2 separate regions of the Mus musculus genome follow, and region 1 is linked to region 2. Evidence: chromatin loops called from intact Hi-C (ENCODE). Cell type or tissue: left cerebral cortex. All regions are shown on one strand. Links, peaks and the distances in the headings refer to the core of each region. The heading gives the core; the rest is flanking DNA. Region 1 has its middle 140 kb from the start of Gm32727. Region 2 has its middle 170 kb from the start of Gm24502.

Evidence for each region. Hi-C counts contacts between places; a loop is a spot of excess contacts. Peaks named below come from ENCODE experiments on the same cell type or tissue, not always from the same donor. Only the 100,000 strongest peaks of a DNase experiment are listed, where the experiment ranks them.
Region 1: it touches region 2 in a loop (2.6-fold over the local background); 5 of 42 quality-filtered maps call a loop at or near these places.

What each region holds. Positions count from the first base shown.
Region 1 is chr5:75,837,299-75,845,634 of GRCm38, forward strand. No RefSeq gene overlaps it. Among named protein-coding and RNA genes, the nearest start is that of Gm32727, 140 kb to the right of the region's middle. In left cerebral cortex, for the core only: no CTCF peak of the experiment used is centred there; a DNase peak (open chromatin) is centred at 3,349.
Region 2 is chr5:75,384,600-75,392,935 of GRCm38, forward strand. No RefSeq gene overlaps it. Among named protein-coding and RNA genes, the nearest start is that of Gm24502, 170 kb to the right of the region's middle. In left cerebral cortex, for the core only: no CTCF peak of the experiment used is centred there; DNase peaks (open chromatin) are centred at 3,481 and 5,035.

The sequences.
Region 1 (8,336 bases), core at 151-8,150, 450 kb after region 2:
TTGAGGGGGCAGAAAAGATGGCACAGTTGGTAAAGTGCTGACTGGGCAGACATGATGACCTGAGTTTGGATGTTCAGTATCCATGTAAAAGCCAGCAGAGGCATGCAACGCATGACCCCTGGCTGGGGAGGCAGAGACGGGCAGATCTCCTGACACTCATTGATCACCCAGCTCGGTGAATGTAACGGGCTTCAGTGCAGTGAGTCCTTGTCTCAAAAGAGTAAAGTGGATGGTGAGAGAGGATGACGACACCTTCTGGTCTGCTCATGCAGCACATACATACATGTGTCCACACAAACATGTACATTTGGTGCATATGCATATGCATCCACAAAAATACATAGGACACATATACCCATGAATCCACATACATGCAACACATATGCACATGTATCCACACAAACAAGTACATCCATCACATATACACATGCATCCACATAAACATATACATGTAAAACATATGCACGAGTCCATAAAAACATATACATGCTGTGAATATGCACATGCATCCACACAAACATGTACAAGCAGCGCATGTGTACACATGCATACATGTAGTATATTTGCACATACCCTTACACAGATGTACACATATACACACTTAAAAAAATAAAACCAAACAATAAATTACTTACTTAAAATATCTTTAGGAACAAAATGGCCCGAACAACGTGAGAAAGGCAGAAAGGTAGCAAGCTGTAGAATGAGGTAATATGGGCATTAATGCTGGATATACCAGATATTAGTCCATTCAAGTCATTTAACCCGTTATTATTTTCTTTTATATAGAATAGAAATACACCTTAGGGCACTCTTGCGTGTACCCAACTCGCCAGCAAGAACGACACTGCAACAGGATCCTTCTGCACACGTTTAATGGGAGATCTTGATTGCAGAGGCGAAGAGACCCCGAGCCCAGAACTGGTGCTGCTTATATAGGCCTAGGAGAGGCATGTCTCACACCCGGATTGGTTATGCACTATACCTCATTTGCATGTTCCTCATCTGATTGGTTATTCTCTCTCAGTACCTCACAGAACCTCATTAACATACCTCATTTGCATGTCTCACATCTGATTGGTTATACTCTCAGAACCTCATTATCATGCCCAGGCCAGGCAGTGTCTTGGCAAAAAACTTTACTGCATATGTACACATTGGTTGTTTGCCCAAACTTATGCGTGGTGGCCAGTGGTAGCCAGCGCCACCTTGCAATGGCACATGTGGCTTCCCAGAGGGCACGACAGAGACTTTTTTGTGTTTTCAAATTAGGCAAACCTAAGCATGGTGGTAGACCGAGGCAATCCTGCCATTTGAAAAGTTGAGATGGGAAGGCCAGGAGTTCAAGGTCACTCTATAGCAAGTTCAAGCCTGCCTGGGTTACATGAGACCCTTTCCTTGGCAATACAGATGCTAACCGTTACTGTGATAGGACTGCGTACCAAACAGTCCTGGGTCACGGGCACTTGTTTTTTCGCTGTGGTTTGGCTACAGTCAGCTACTGTTGGCCATTCTGTCTGGCCTCCAAGCTCTGAGTCAGGCTCAGGTGTTCTGTTCCTGTCTGGTTTTAAAGGGTAACAACTGAGGGCACGCTCACTGTAGAAGGCAGACCATAGGAAGGCTGGCAGGATGAACCATGATTCAAGTAGCCTCAGTTTATAACTAGCATGTTACCACTCTGTTGACTTTATTTCCTGGTTTTATTTTGGTTTGTTTTGTTCTGTTTTGTTTTTGTTTTTTGTTTTGTTTTGTTTTTTTGGACAGGTTCTCAATATGTAGCTCAGGTTAGCCTTGAACTCATTATATAGCCTAAGCTATCCTAAAGCTAGCTAGAAGTGAGCCACTTGTTTAGGCCTTCCAAGTGCTGGGTGGGATTTTAAAAGTGTATTATTACTACACCTTGGCTGCCCACAATCTGTTAACCAAAACATCACATCGCCAGGGCCAAAGTCATTGTGGTAAGAATAGCTAACCACTGCCAAGATAGGGATACACTAGCTCTCTCTTGCAGTCCCAAGGGCCTAGCAGACACACAAGAATAAGGTCTGGGATCAAATAGAAAAGAAATAGCACTAACTCCATGATGATTCTAAAATAGACCCTGAAACTAACATTTTCACGCACAAAAAAAATGTTTAAAAGTCAGTTTGCAATTTTGTTCTAATCAGAGTTGACAGATATAGCTCCTCTATGAATTTGAAAACAGGTGTCCCTTCTACCCAGATGTGTACTCAGGGTCAACAGCATGGTTCAGGTATAACAGCAAAATCCTTCTTCCGTGGGGACAAACCCCAGCTCTGCACAGAGCCCATGGCTGGGGGCTGTGAGCAGGGGAGTGTTACACGCAGGAGCCCCTCGGCTGTGCTCACTGTGCAGTGTACAGCCAGTGCACCATGTGCAATGTCGTTGCTCCTGAGAGTGGAAGGTGGTTTGGAAGTCTCATCCTGCATGGCTCTCTGCATCTGAGTCCAGACCCAGGCAACATGGAGACCTAAAAGCTTGCCCACAGTTCTGGGGCTATGAGCTGGTACCACAGGGAGATGCCCAGACTCACACAACTTAATTTCTTTCATCCTGATTGACAGGATAAGCAGAGGAAGGAAGAGGAGGGAATTTGGAAGAAGTCTTATAAGACACTGATGTTATAAGCCTGAGTGGGGTGCTAGGCAACAAATTAGGGAGCCACATCTCAGGGTGGGAGACCCTCCTGTGTTTACACACGGAAGTGATGGGAGAAATAGGTAGGATTCTATCCTGAGTTACTTACTTGGAGATTAACTAATGAGAGTTCCGGAAGCAGTGACGCCACTGGGCAGAATATTAAGTTTCTCACAATAGTCATGGAGATTTTAACCCTAGAGGGGATAGGGAGAAACAGAGGAGGCAGAAGGGAGGAGAGAAATACCCAGCAGGGGAGGAGGATAAAGACAAGAGCTATGTCTGCTCTGGTCCCCAGCATCAATACTAGGGCTTGGCCTGAGAAGATGCTCACAAAATGAGCATGGATGTGTGGGAGGGAAGAGGGCAGAGAAATTATGACCTCTGTGACTTTACATAGAACATTTCTTAGTGAGAATGACAGGACATCTTCAGTCTCCACCAGCCAGTTTCATATTGTACTTGCAGAGCCATGTCGTGAGTGTGCAGACACACACACACACACACACACACACACGCAGGCACACACATATATGCACACAGATGCACGGACACAGGCACACACGCGTGCACACACTCCTTACTTAGCATCACTCACCCATCTGGTCCATCCTTGCTTATCAGCATCTGAGATCTGCAGCCTCCCCCACAAGCCCAGCATAGATGAGCACACCGGCTCGCTTGTCCTCCTCTCTTTGGTTTTCCTGTTTGCTTGCATGTGAGAGTCTGTTAGATACTTCCTTCTAGGCTTAATTGCCAGCTGACCTGGGAGTGTATGAATCTGCTTTCTCAGGGCCTCTAGCTCCAGTGACTCTGCAGTGGCACTCCAGGCTCCCCTCAACAAGACTGGAACAGTAACAGCTTCCCCGGAGACAAGAATGACAAGTACCGCACCTACTGTGGAGACAAAGACCCCTGAAAAGGGTTCTCCCTGTGGGGCCATCCTTGGATGCTGCCCAGATACAAGGTTCAGCCTCTTCTTCCTCTTTAAAATATGGCCAGGTCCAGTCAGATCCAAAGTGATCACACTGAGGACTGAGTCCCATCACTGGGCCACCCAGACACTTCCAGAGCCATTCAGGATCCAGCTGCTGGTGTGGGGGACTCAACCTCTTGGGAATGGCATGTTTATTTTGAAACCATTGTGAGTCTTGATTTGGTATAGTGAAAGAAATTAGTGCTTGTGAATATGGCCCAATTATTACTGCATTAATTCTTCCAAATTAGCAGCTGACATTGGCTGGGTAGCAGTCAGGACATTTCAATAGGTTCAGCTGGAAAGTTCTGTGGCTGTGGGGTCACCCCACCCCCACTCCAAGCCAAATGACACCTCCCTGTCTGGATGACCTTCACAGCAAGGGTGAATGGCACTATTTTAAAGGCATCTGGAAGTGCACAAACTAAGGTGTGGTGGGGAGAGGCCCCAAAGTTAGCCACCACCTTGACATCATTGATATCCACATTAGCCCATGGGTTCCAGATCCTTTGAAAATAGGAGGAACTATAGCTTGCTCTGGAGGAATAGAGTCCCAACGCCTTCTCATCTTCTCATGGGCTAAGCAACTTAGTGAGTTTTCACTCTAAGTCAGCAGTCAAGAACACTCCCTGCAGCAAAGAGCAATGCCAAGGACAGAGGGGATTCTCTGATGGTCGTTAGGAACCAAGTTGGATCCTGTCCGAGTTCAGGTATCAGAGCCCAAACTCCCACTATCCAAGAGTGTATTTTGGAAACCCAGGTGATTAAATCAAAAGACTCTTGAGTTGGCACCTGGTTGAACAGGATTCTCCAGGGAAAGAGAATCAATAGGATGCACCCATGACACAAGGACATGAACACACACACACACACACACACACACACACACACACACACACACACAAATACGCTTGAGGCAATTGGCTTAGACAGTTAGAGAGACCAGCAAAATCTCAAGGCTGAAGAGCTGCAGGGTAAGCTGGAGACGGGAGGCTGACAGGAGAGCTTCAATCCAAGCAAAGGGCCGGATACCAAAGGGAAATAACTGTGTACGTGCGAGCCTGAGGGCTGCCAGGTAGAGGCTTGGGGAGAGCTGATGTTTCCTTGAGAGTTCCAAGGTTAGCACAAGCCAAGAACCTGGAGAAAAGGCCAGCCTCCAGGAAGAATTCTTTCTTATTCAGAGAAGAAAACAACTTTTTTTTGGTCTCAGGCTTTCAATTGGTTGAATGAGAGCCACCCACAACAGGAGGAGAAACCAGCTTCCCTCTGTCTCCTAATGTGAATGCCAAGCTGATGCAAAAGTAGCCTCCCGAGGAACTCCAGAAGAAGATAGATCAGATAGGAGGGTGTCTCATGGTCTACTTAAGCGGGCACATACTATTAACTCAGTCCTAACCAACTCTGACTGCTGTCCCTATCAAAAGAATAAATCTGAGCACACAGACATCAGGGCTATGTGTGTATAAAGATCCCCATGAGGACACAGCAAGAGGACAGAAAGACTTCAGAAGACACCAAACCTGTTCCAACTTGATCTTGAATCTCTAGCCAGTGAGAAAATGTATTTGATAACAAGACATCAAGTCTGTGGTATTTTGTTAGGTGGCCTTAGCAAACCAATCCACTTCTCTGCAAGATCAAGGTAGGTAGCTTCTGCTACTGGTCCTGCAGCCCAGGACTCCTGAGCCCATGTCTCCTTCACAATTATTTTGGTTTCTTCATATGCATTGGCCCCATGCACACAAACAGGAAATGCTACTGCGTCCTGGGAAAGAAGCGGGGGTCAGAGATGGGGAGTTTCTCCTGTGCGGCTTCAAGACAGGACTGCTACAATGCACAACTGGCCCATGTTATTGTAGCCCAAGACCACCCTGTCCTGTCAGAGAAGCTGGCAAATCCTAAGCCTTTCTGTCATACTTTAAGACAAACTAAGTCAAAGGAGCAGGCCTGGGGTAGGTTGCCCAAAGAGCTGGCCTGCAGGCTTAGTCAGCGGAGATGACTGCACACTGGAGAAGCAGCAACTGGTGGATTCTCCACAGAACCATTGGGGCTGAAATGGCTGGAAGAGGGTTTTTAAAATGGCATCAATTATGGGTTTCTTTTTGCCCCTCTTGGAGTGTCCTTGGTACTATGGGAATATCTCACTATTTATTGAACCTGTGGCTATTGGGACCCATGAATTCTACCTAGCCTTGGGCAGCCTTCAGCACCTAGGGCTGATCAGATGCTATGGGCTCAGAGCCCCTAGCCCTGTGACCTGCTATTGTGGCCATGTATGAGCTCTTCACCTAGGGATACAGCTTCATGTTTTTCAAGTAGTTCCCACCCAAGCCCTGCAGCGGCCAGCTGCATGGGAGAGAAAGTAACTCCTTTGTGGAGCAATTTCACCCCAAGCAAAGAGGAGATTCACTGCTTCTTAGAATAGACTGTGTGAAGCCATCTCACATGACCGAATACATGAGACTGATTTCTGGAGGCCATTAAAGCAGGGTGGCCCAAACAGGATGACTTTAAACAGAAACTTACTCTCTCTAGGGTTTCTAAGCCCAAAGTACCAGCATCAGCATGTGAGCAGCACCACACTTCCTGTAGGTTCTAGGGCAATGGTTCTCAGCCTTCCTAATGCTGTGACCCTTTAATACATCTCTTCATGGTGTATTAAAGGGTCACCCCCCGCTAGGCCATTAAATCATTTTCATTGCTACTTCCTAACTGAAATTTTGCTACTGTTATGAATCGTAACGCAAATACCTGTTTTCCAGTGGTCTTAGGTGGCCCCTGTGAAAGGGTCATTTGACCACCAAAGGGGTCGGGACCCATGGGTTAAGGGCGATTCACTTTCTTGCCTTTTTTAAGCGAGCTTCCTCTTCTGTCTGTCCATCTATCCTGTAGATCTCTTGGCATTAGATGTAAGGCCTACTTAGATATTCTAGTGTGAGCTTGTTATTACAAAATACTTAATAACATCTGGAGGGACTTCTGGTCTAGGTAGCATGCCATTCATGGATAACAGGAAGTAGGATTAGACACACCCTACTCGAGGTCACCATCCATATCATCACAGACAGCCTTGCTTTAACCCTCAATACCCTTCATCACCCTTCCTCAAGTGGTGACTCACGACAGGGACACTCCCACCTTGCCTCTCCTCTCACCCACTGAGTCCCTTTCTTCCTATCCAGACTATGTCGCTCCCAAAGGAAGCATGGGTACTCAGTCCTTGCCTCTGCCTCTGCTGCCAAGAAGAGGGCAAGGCAATAATGAAACATAATTTGGCAGATGGGAAAGCAGTCTTCAAGTCTTGCACACAAGCTGATATAATAAATATCATAAACTGAGTACCTGATTTAAAGATCTTTTTCTTCCCGGTTCTGGAGGCTTGGAAGTCCTAGCTTAAGTCACCAGAGGATTTGGCATCTAGAGAGGGCCTACTCTGTTTCATAAATCATGTCTTCCAGCTGTGTTTGCACAATAGAAGCAAATTACCTCTTCAGGGCCTTGTTGGAAGGGCACTATTCTCAGAGGGTTTCACCTTCATGACACAGTCACCTCTTCAAGCATTAATTCTTACTACCATCACCCCAAGTGTTAAGGTTTTACCATATACCTCTGAGGGACGTAAAAAGATCATGCCAAGAGTGTGAACAGCCTCAGCTCTAGAGTCAATACAGGCTCTGCCAGCTCCTACCTATGTGACCTTGGACAGGTCATTTACTTAGCACCTATAAGCCTCAGACTGTCACAGTTAGACAAGAGTGGTAAGAACTCTTAGTTGTAGGGATGTTACCAAGACCAACAAAAATGTCTAGCAAAAACACCTGACTGTCATAAGTACCAAGTATATATCTTCTATTATGATTAATAGCTGAACAGATATGTCCTTCAGGAGTCTGCTCCTATATGTAGTAGTGACAGGACAGTGGGGTCCTGGACAGTGTGATGGTAGCCACAACAAGCTGGCCTCATCCCTACAATGTCCTCTAGAGACCAGGATTTCTTTTCACCTCCCATTATAGGCATTTGAAAAAGCAGAAACGGTTTCCCAGTGTGATCTGGGATCATCAAGTTTTCACGATCTCAGGTCACTTGTCCTCGCTGGTCTATCTCAGTCCACGCACTTCCCTCCCTGGGCCCCAGGGTTCTTACATGGCTGATCTATTACCTGTTCCTTTCAAACAGTCCGGGACTCACACTGTCCTTCCTGCCTCTGGTGCCCTGCCTCTGCGCCTCATTCGTACAGGCTTGCTCATGCAAAATGTGAAATGCCATATCTCATTTAACTATCAGAGAAGGGAGCTTGTCCTTCTCTTTATGTAATCTGTAGATTAGAAGAGAGAGAGACATTCGTGTTGTTCTAATTCAATGTGGTAGACATCTGAGAGAAAACCCGGGATATGTAGGAGCCAAGAGCAGAGACATCAACCATGCAGTTGCTCCCTGGAACTTTACTCTTTGGCAAGAGCTGGGTCAAGTTCTGGCCCCTTACTACCTAACACTCACTTCACATCCATCAGGAGAGATCAACTCCCTGAGTTTTAATATTCTATTAAATAATATTGAAGACCAGTTCCCTCCAGCTAGGCTTTGAGTTAAATAGATTGTGTGTGTGTGCTTGGCACTAGAAATAGAACCCAGGTGAGGCTGGACCCTAAGGACTCAGAAATACTAAGCAAGCCATCTCCTACTGAGCTACACTCCAGCC
Region 2 (8,336 bases), core at 52-8,051:
AAACATTCACGGTCACCCGCACCCATGTCTTGTTGTAACAAAATGCTTGACAAAGGCAACATAAAGAACGGCTTATCTTGGCTTGTTGTTTAAGAGGACAGGTCATCAGGGCAGGAAGGTCCATCAGAGAAGGAGGCAGCTGATCATTTGCAGGAGGAAAAAGACACAAATGTTGGTCTTCTATTCACTCTCTCTATTTTATTCAGACCTCAACCCATAGGATGGTGCAGCCAGCATTCAGAGTGTTCCCTGCCCTGTTAAATCTTTTTAGAAACAACTTCAGACACACCCCAGAGGTGCGTTTTCATGGTGATGTTAAATCCCAACAGGTTGACAATGAAGATTAACCATCAATGTGCATATATGAGTGTGTGTGTGTGTGTGTGTGTGTGTGTGTTTGTGCACATACACATGTGTATGTAATATGTGGGCATATGCATGTGTGTGTGTGCACATATACATGTTTGTCATGTGTGTGGGCATATGTGTGTGTGTGCACATATATATGTTTGTCATGTGTGTGGGCATATGTGTGTGTGTGTGCACATATACATGTTTGTCATGTGTGTGGGCATATGTGTGTGCACATACACATGTGTGTGTAATGTGTGGGCATATGCATGTGTGTGTGTGTGCTCATATAAATGTGTGTCATGTGTGTGAGCATATGTATGTGCGTGTTTCATTGTATCTGGCTTTGCTTCTTAATTTTATACAGGTTTTGCAGTTGTTACCTAGGAGAGGACTAGTCTGCTAGGAACTTAGACCGAGTTGATTATGAAGATTAATCATTATAGAGCTTTAGAAGGCAAAGATCATAATCAGAAGGACAGCAGATTAAAAACAGCAAGTTCCTGTGATGACCAGAGTTAGCCATAGGCAGCAGCCACTAGTCAGAGGCTCAGAGCAAGTGGCATTCACAGGGGCCAAGAAGGAACTGAGCAATTTTTTTGTTTTGTTTTGTTTTGATTTTTCATAGACAGGGTTTGTCTGTGTAGCCCTGGCTATCTTGAAACTCACTCTATAGACCAGGCTGGCCTCCAGCTCAGAGATCCACTGCCTCCCGAGGGCTAGGATTAGAGGTGTACACCACCACCACTGTATTCTGAGACTTAAGTTTCTCCAAGGCCAGCCTGGACACAGATTCCTCCAACAAAGCAGGTTTACCTAATCTTGTCATCAAGTCTCAGCATGACTGTCTGCTGTCCCTTGAAGAACCTGTTAAGATCAGGTTAGAGACTAACAGTTGTAATGATTAAAAGATGATAAACAAAGCCGCACAATAGACTGAGGTCACCCCAGGGAGGGACTGGGGGTGGGGGAATGTTAGGGGCTGATCTTCTCTCATCAACAGTCTCCATCAGTGGCCTGACAGTGGTGTAAAGTGCTTGCTAATGAAACACAGTCAGGCCTGTAGTAGGAGTCACTGAGACTGGAAAGCCAAGCTTAAGGACGAAGTTTAGGATGCCATGGGGGTCCAGGAAATCAAAGGGTTGAGATCTAGCAGGGAAGGAATACGGTAATGGCCAAAGGAAGACTCCTGGGAAGTAGACCTTTCTGATGGCAGATAGTACAAAACCCACCAAGCCAAGAAAGTTTCTAAAAGTATGTGGTGACAGAAGTGACTGACGATGACAGCCCACTTATGCTAGTCTGGAACAATGCTTTCACACAGTTTCTGACTTCACAGGCTACAATCACTAAGACTGGGCGGGGCTAGGAGGCTTTCCTCAAGGCTCCAGAGGAAAATCTCTGGTCCCTGTCATGCCTGGTACTGCTCCTGCAGCTCCCCAGTGGCTGGTGGCTTCCTGTTCAAGCCTGACACTACATCTTCACAGCCCTGATTCACAGAGGCAATGTCACAGAGCAAGGTATGACTGTACTGAAAACAGTTACCCTCCAGGACAGTGTTGCTCAGCAGCAGAGGGCTGACTTATCATGCACAAAGCAGTGGGTTCTATCCCCAGCATCTGCCAAAAAGTTAGTAAGAGTAACTTCCCACTTGTTGACATTTACATGTTCAATTCATTTCGGAGCTCTTAGGTCAATCAAAGATAGTGGCTTGCGTTAGCCAACCCATTTCCTCCCTTGAATGCGAGGTCCAAAGAGCACGCGTACCATGTGACAGTTTGAAAGTGAAATGCTCCTCTCCCCCATACACTCATGCATGTGAATACCTGGTCCCAAGCGGGTGGTACAGTTTGGGGAGCGTGAGAGATTTTAGGAGACGGAGCCTCACCAGAGGGAGTAGGAGGGTCTTGAGGTTCCATTACTCAGCCCCATTTGCTGCTTAACTCTCTGCTTCTAGACTGTAGATGCAGCAGGACACACCACCTCATGCCTCTGCCTATATTATTCTTTTCCCACAGTGATGGGCTGATCCCTTCAACCTGTGAGTCAAAGCAAGCCATTCTCCTTCAAGATGCTTCTTGTCATGCATACGGTCACAGCAATTTGAAACGTAACCAATCCAAAGCCTTAGATTTCACGTTCACCTTGGCAACACTTGTGCCAAGGGCAGAGGCTGCCTTGTGGTGCTTAGAAAATACTCATGAAATAATACTTCAAAAACGATCCCCGCCCCTAGTGCTCAGTTGATGAAAAAGGACACAAAGTCACAAGATGATACACTGACTTGCTCATGTGGCATAAATGGAGCTTGAACTCAGGCCAGAGCCGAGTTCCTTTTCTCCTCAAGGTCGCCATTAGAAGTTTCCAATGCCAGTCATAATGATTCTTGTCTTAATGCCAGCACTTGGAAATCAAAGGCAGGAGAATTGTTATAGCCCAGGTCAGCTATATGGACGTAGCTCAGTGGTGCAACTCTTGTCCAATGTCTTCTTTAATCATTAGCACTAACGACAACGATGACACCACAATGACAATGACAACGACGAAGACGACAACGACTACTACTACGAAGACGACAACAGCATGTCTCCTCTCCTCACCAATTCTGAAAACATATTCTCTACTGCACCAGCACTTATCGCCTTTCCTACCTCTATTTCCTTCCTCAGTATTTACCACAGCTAATATGCCCTATCTACTCTAAATACTACTATTCTTTCAACCCTCTCTGTAGAAGGTCGGCTATTTGAAGCAGAATATTTTGCCTCCAGCAGCGAGAATATTATTTATTAAGCATCAGCAATAAAATCAGGAGCTATTGTTAGGATGCTCGTTTTTATTCACAGTAAAACTGAACTTACAGACGTTTAGAGAGTTATCTTAACCAGTTAGGTACAGCAGTGAGACAAGACGCCAGATCTGACAACCAGGCTGGGTCTTCAGTCATTCGGCTACAACTGTGGACAGGGAGCGCTGGCAGAGGAGCCTGGAGCCAGGCAACAAGCTCCCATCCCTCTGCGGCTGTTCTCTCCTATGGTTCTGCCCTGCTCGCAGAGGAATCCAAGGGAGCCTGCAAATGAGCACTGTGGTTGGATCCTGTGGGAGAACACAGCTCCCGCTGCCAGCCAGCATTGTGTGCTTTCAACTAGCTTTTCACCTGGTCATGTGACAGCTCCACCCACTGAGCGGGAGGGCCAGGAAGCATCCCATTTTTACGTGACCAGGACTCAGAGAGATTCGCCTTACTCTTGCTGAGGAAGTACCTCTCGACCTGCACCCTGTCTCCAGGGACGATCTCACCATCTTCCTGGTTAACAGCACTTCCGGTGCAGCTCATGGTACAGTTCAGACCAGACAAGCCACGGAGGTTCTCTCTCACCAGCGGTCTAGCCTGCTGCCCTTTTCTTCTCCTTTCTACCTTCTTAGCTTAGCCTCTTTTCCAAGAGGCTTCCTCTTTTCCTTGGCTTCTCAGATTCAGGTTCTGACAGTGAGAGAGACATCACATTTATTGGATCCCTACTATGTGCCAGACACATATTGATTGTAGGGAAACCATACCTCACAGCCACACAGCCAGTATCGCTGAGCGGAAGAACTGAGACTCAAGCAAACTTTCTTAAAGTCACACAGATAAGGGGCAAAACAAAGCTGGTGGCTGAGAGCACAAATTTAGTGTTCTCTTTCCTTCTTGCTACTTACTGGGGTTGCCTCCAACCTATGAAAACTGTCCTTAAAGGGGGGGGGCGTTACCCCAGTCCTCCTCACTCCTTCAACACCCAGCACCGTGACTAGTACTATACTAGTTATAGTATAACTAGTTATAGTAATAACTCCGCGCATTGGCACAGTGAGCACAGCAGACGAGAATCCTGCCCTCATGCAGCCCTAACAGTGAAACAGATATGTGCTGATTGGTCTTGATGAAGGATTTCAGGCTGGGCTGGGAGTGGTGTTGAGGAAGAGGGGGAGGAAATGTGAGACACTGCCTACTCATGGGTTATGGAGTTTCCCACCACTGACCAGGAAAGTCTTCCCTCAAATAGTGTTTGTGTGTGTGTGTGTGTGTGTGTGTGTGTGTGTGTGTGTGTGTGTGTGTTTAAGATCTGAGTCAGTGAAGACGAAGAATGCAGCTGGTTCAATTTGGGTTGAGCCTGTGCCTTGTGAGACAAGCAAGCTGTTCGGTCACTTTGTGAGTCTGTGTCCTTTTCTATTACGTGAATGCTGGAAGTGCCCCCCCCCCAACACACATTTGGTCTAGCAAATTCATTTTTTCTGATTATTATGCTGTAAGCACTGCTCTTGGCATGGGTGTTTCAAGGGCTCATGTATGCTTCAAATGACATGTATGTATGAGGCCTCATGTCTTTTGGGGGGAGACAGACAATCATAGATGAGTGGGTCAATGTTACCTTTGATGTCCTAGGGGCTCTGACGTGGATTGAGTACTTAAATGACTGTGATCTCCCAGGGGTTTGCCCAGGGATCTTCATGCCCTACACACTCAGCCACACTGCCTACCTGCCTTTGACATCTCTTGCTTTGTGAGATCTTGCTGCAAGAGAGAACACTCAACAGCTAACAGTCTCAGACCCCAGGAAAGATAGGAGACTCAGCCTTGTGGCTTCTCCAGAGGCGCTGAAACTGGAGGATGAGAACCAGTGAGCTCCGCCCACGGCCTGCTGGCAGGTGCAGGAGAAATTACATCTTGGAACACAGAGGACATCTTCTCCCCTGAAAGCAAGCTGGAGCTCGCAGGAGGCTTTCAGCTTACACTTTCCACCCCGCCTAGCTCTGCAAACAAGTTATTAGCAGTTTTACATTTTCCCTTAAGGGAATCTGTGTTAATTCACCTTGGTGCCTCTCTGGCAGCGTGTCAGCTAGTCCTGCTTATAGAACCTTGACAAGAAAAGCGTGGAAGGGAGGGGTGGGGGAAAGAAATGTGGAAGGGAGATAAGAGAAAAGGTAGGTAGGAAGGAAAGAGGAGAGGAGGAGAAGGGAAGGGAGAGAAAGGGAAGGGAAGGGGGAGAGGAAGGGGGAGAGGGGAGAGGAGAGAAAAGAAAGGAAGAAAAATGGAGTGGGGGATGGAAGGGAAGGGAGGGGAGAGGAGAGGAAGGAAGGGGAGGAGAGAGGAAGGAAGGGGAGGGGAGAGGAAGGAAGAGGAGGGGAGAGGAAGGAAGGGGAGGGGAGAGGAAGGAAGGGGAGAGGAGAGGAAGGAAGGGGAAGGGAGAAGAAGGAAGGGGAAGGGAGAAGAAGGAAGGGGAGGGGATGGGAAGGGAGAGAAGGGAGGGAGGGGAAAGAGAAGGAGGGGAAAGGAGAGGAGAGAAAAGAAAAGAAAGAAAATGGAGGGAAGGGTAGGGAAAGAGAAGGGAAGGAAGAGGAGGGGAGGAGAGGGACACCGGGAGAAAAGATGGGCAATGCTATCTAACATATTTGCTAAGAAACAGAAGCCCACTGAAGGACCTATGGGATAATTGCAGGTTCTCAGGTCATAGGTGCCCAAAGGCATCTACTATATTCCCTGGCACTTCTGTTTCCCTCTGAGACTTCGAGAGGAAGTACTGCATGTGGGAGCACACCAGGGAAGAGGAGGAGTGGCTCCCCGCCCATGTTCCCTGCACTTTTTCTCTACTACTTCTATGGTTAATGGAAATCAAGGTTAAAGGGGTTTAAGGTGTGTGTGTGTGTGTGTGTGTGTGTGTGTCCATATCCGAAATGGAAACACTATTCCTTAACCTAGGAAATGATAGTAGGCCATACTGATTGCATATTCCTCTCAATGGACAGCCCCTTCACCTTAATTTGGCAGGGCAAGTTTCTTAATCACAATAGTTGAAGATACTTATAGTAGAAGCAGAGGTCTGTGCCCATGGAAGCAACAGCTCTTTGATAGCATATCTGCATCCCCACAGGCTGGACTATGGTGGTTAACTTGCCTCATTCTAGAATTCAGGATTAGGAAGTCCTCTCGTGTCAGCCTCTCTTCCAGTGTCAGCTTTCTTGGTAGATCAGGGTGATGTTTTGGCTTCTAGGTCAATTATTCTTCTGTCATATATATGTATACATCTGTCACATACATATACATGTCTTTTACATATTACTATTACATTTTACATATTACTATTACATGTCTTCATATACATATATATTTGTCAGATACATACACACTCACATACACATGTATGTAATATACTATTTGGTTCAAATTTTCTCAAGGAGGAGAAATACTGTTAGACTCAGAGCATAGAGTGTTAATCTATGTTCTTCATTTCCACACAGTACTGGGTTTATGACATCTTCTTCATCTGAGAAGTCACCATGTACCTTTAAGATCTCAGGAATCAAGGTTGGGCAAGTGCTGGCCATGGTGAATGGGAAGTGGGGGCCGGGGAGATGGCTCAATCAAGTGCTCACCATGCAAACATGAGGACCCAAGCTCAGATTCCTGAGCACACATGTGAAAAGACAGGTGTGGTGGCACATGTCTGTAATCCCAGCTCTGCGGAAGTGGTGACAGGAGGGTCTAGGTGGCTGCTAATCTAGCCAAAATGGTGAACTCAAGATTTACTGAGAAACCTTGTCTCAGAAATAAGGAGGAGAATGATAGAAGAAAACACCTGGCAACAACCTCTGGCTTGTCTGTACACACCCTCACATGCACACACACACACATGAACATTCACAGACACACACAGACACACATTCACACACACATGCACACACTTGCACACACACACACACACACAGAGAGAGAGAGAGAGAGAGAGAGAGAGAGAGAGCAGAAAGTGAGGCATGTCAATCGTCAGTTAGTCATGGGATAAAAATCCAGACTCCTGAATTTAGAAAGAAGCCACCCCCTGAATTTGCCAAGTCCAAGTCGACCTGGCAGAAAATGGGCATGAGAGACTGTCATCCTTGCTGACAGTGTGCAAAGCGCAACACAAAGACTTCACCTAGCATTTGCAATGCCAGTAGCAAAGAGTAGTACAATTACCACACACACTGTTAACCAGGGAGTGGGTTCCAGACACTGTGCCGAGTGTGAAGAGTCATTATCCCACTTAGCCTCAATGCACCAGTTAAGTGTTATTATCATCCTCTTATAGATGTGGAAACTAAATCACTCAGAGAAGAAAAGTTGATCAACAGGGGGAAGGCGAGGGGGAGGGAGAGAGAGAGAGAGGAGAGAGACATATAGGATGGAGGGAGATATCAGTAAATCAACACAAAATCTTCCACAGCAGTCAATAGTTTGAGAACTGGGGTGAAATGAAACTGTGTGGGGCTTAGGACCCAGCCCATGGTCACTGAGCATGAGTAGCTAGTACCATTCTTTTTGTTGAGGCACAGATACTTCCATGATGGCTAAAAGGGGCAAAATTGCCAAATAAAACAATTTGCTCTAGAATGTCTCATTATTGTTTTAAAAATATCTTTCAGATCTATGGGGAAGGAGAAGGTTTATTTCCATGAGATTTGAGCCCCACATGTGTCCCACTCCTGTCTCCTTGCCCTGTCTGCTGATGTCATTTGTTCATTTAATTATATTCTGTGTAATGGGTACCTGCCTGAAGCAGTGAGAATATTGTAGTGAGTAGAGAAAAAAAAACAAAAAACAAAAAACAAAAGAACAAAAACAACAAACCCTTTCTGGTGGAGTCAGATTTACATGACTAACATCACATTTCTTCTATGCTTTGATGTTTGATTCAATATCTACCATCCTTTCCTGAATTTGTGCTGTCATCTTCTAAAAATTTGACATTCATTGGGGCTACAATGGGAAGAGAAGGGAGAAATTACCTAAGTGACATTGGTGACCTTCAAAGGCATTGCTGGAGTGTGAAGCTCTTCTCTTTGCTGTGATCTCAGTGTTTGTACCCAATTCCACCAGCCCCCTCAAGTTCTTAGGCTAAAATCCTTCAAAGTCATGGAATTAGCAGGTGAAAACTTATAGAGGACATTAGGTCTCCAAGGCATGGCTTCCT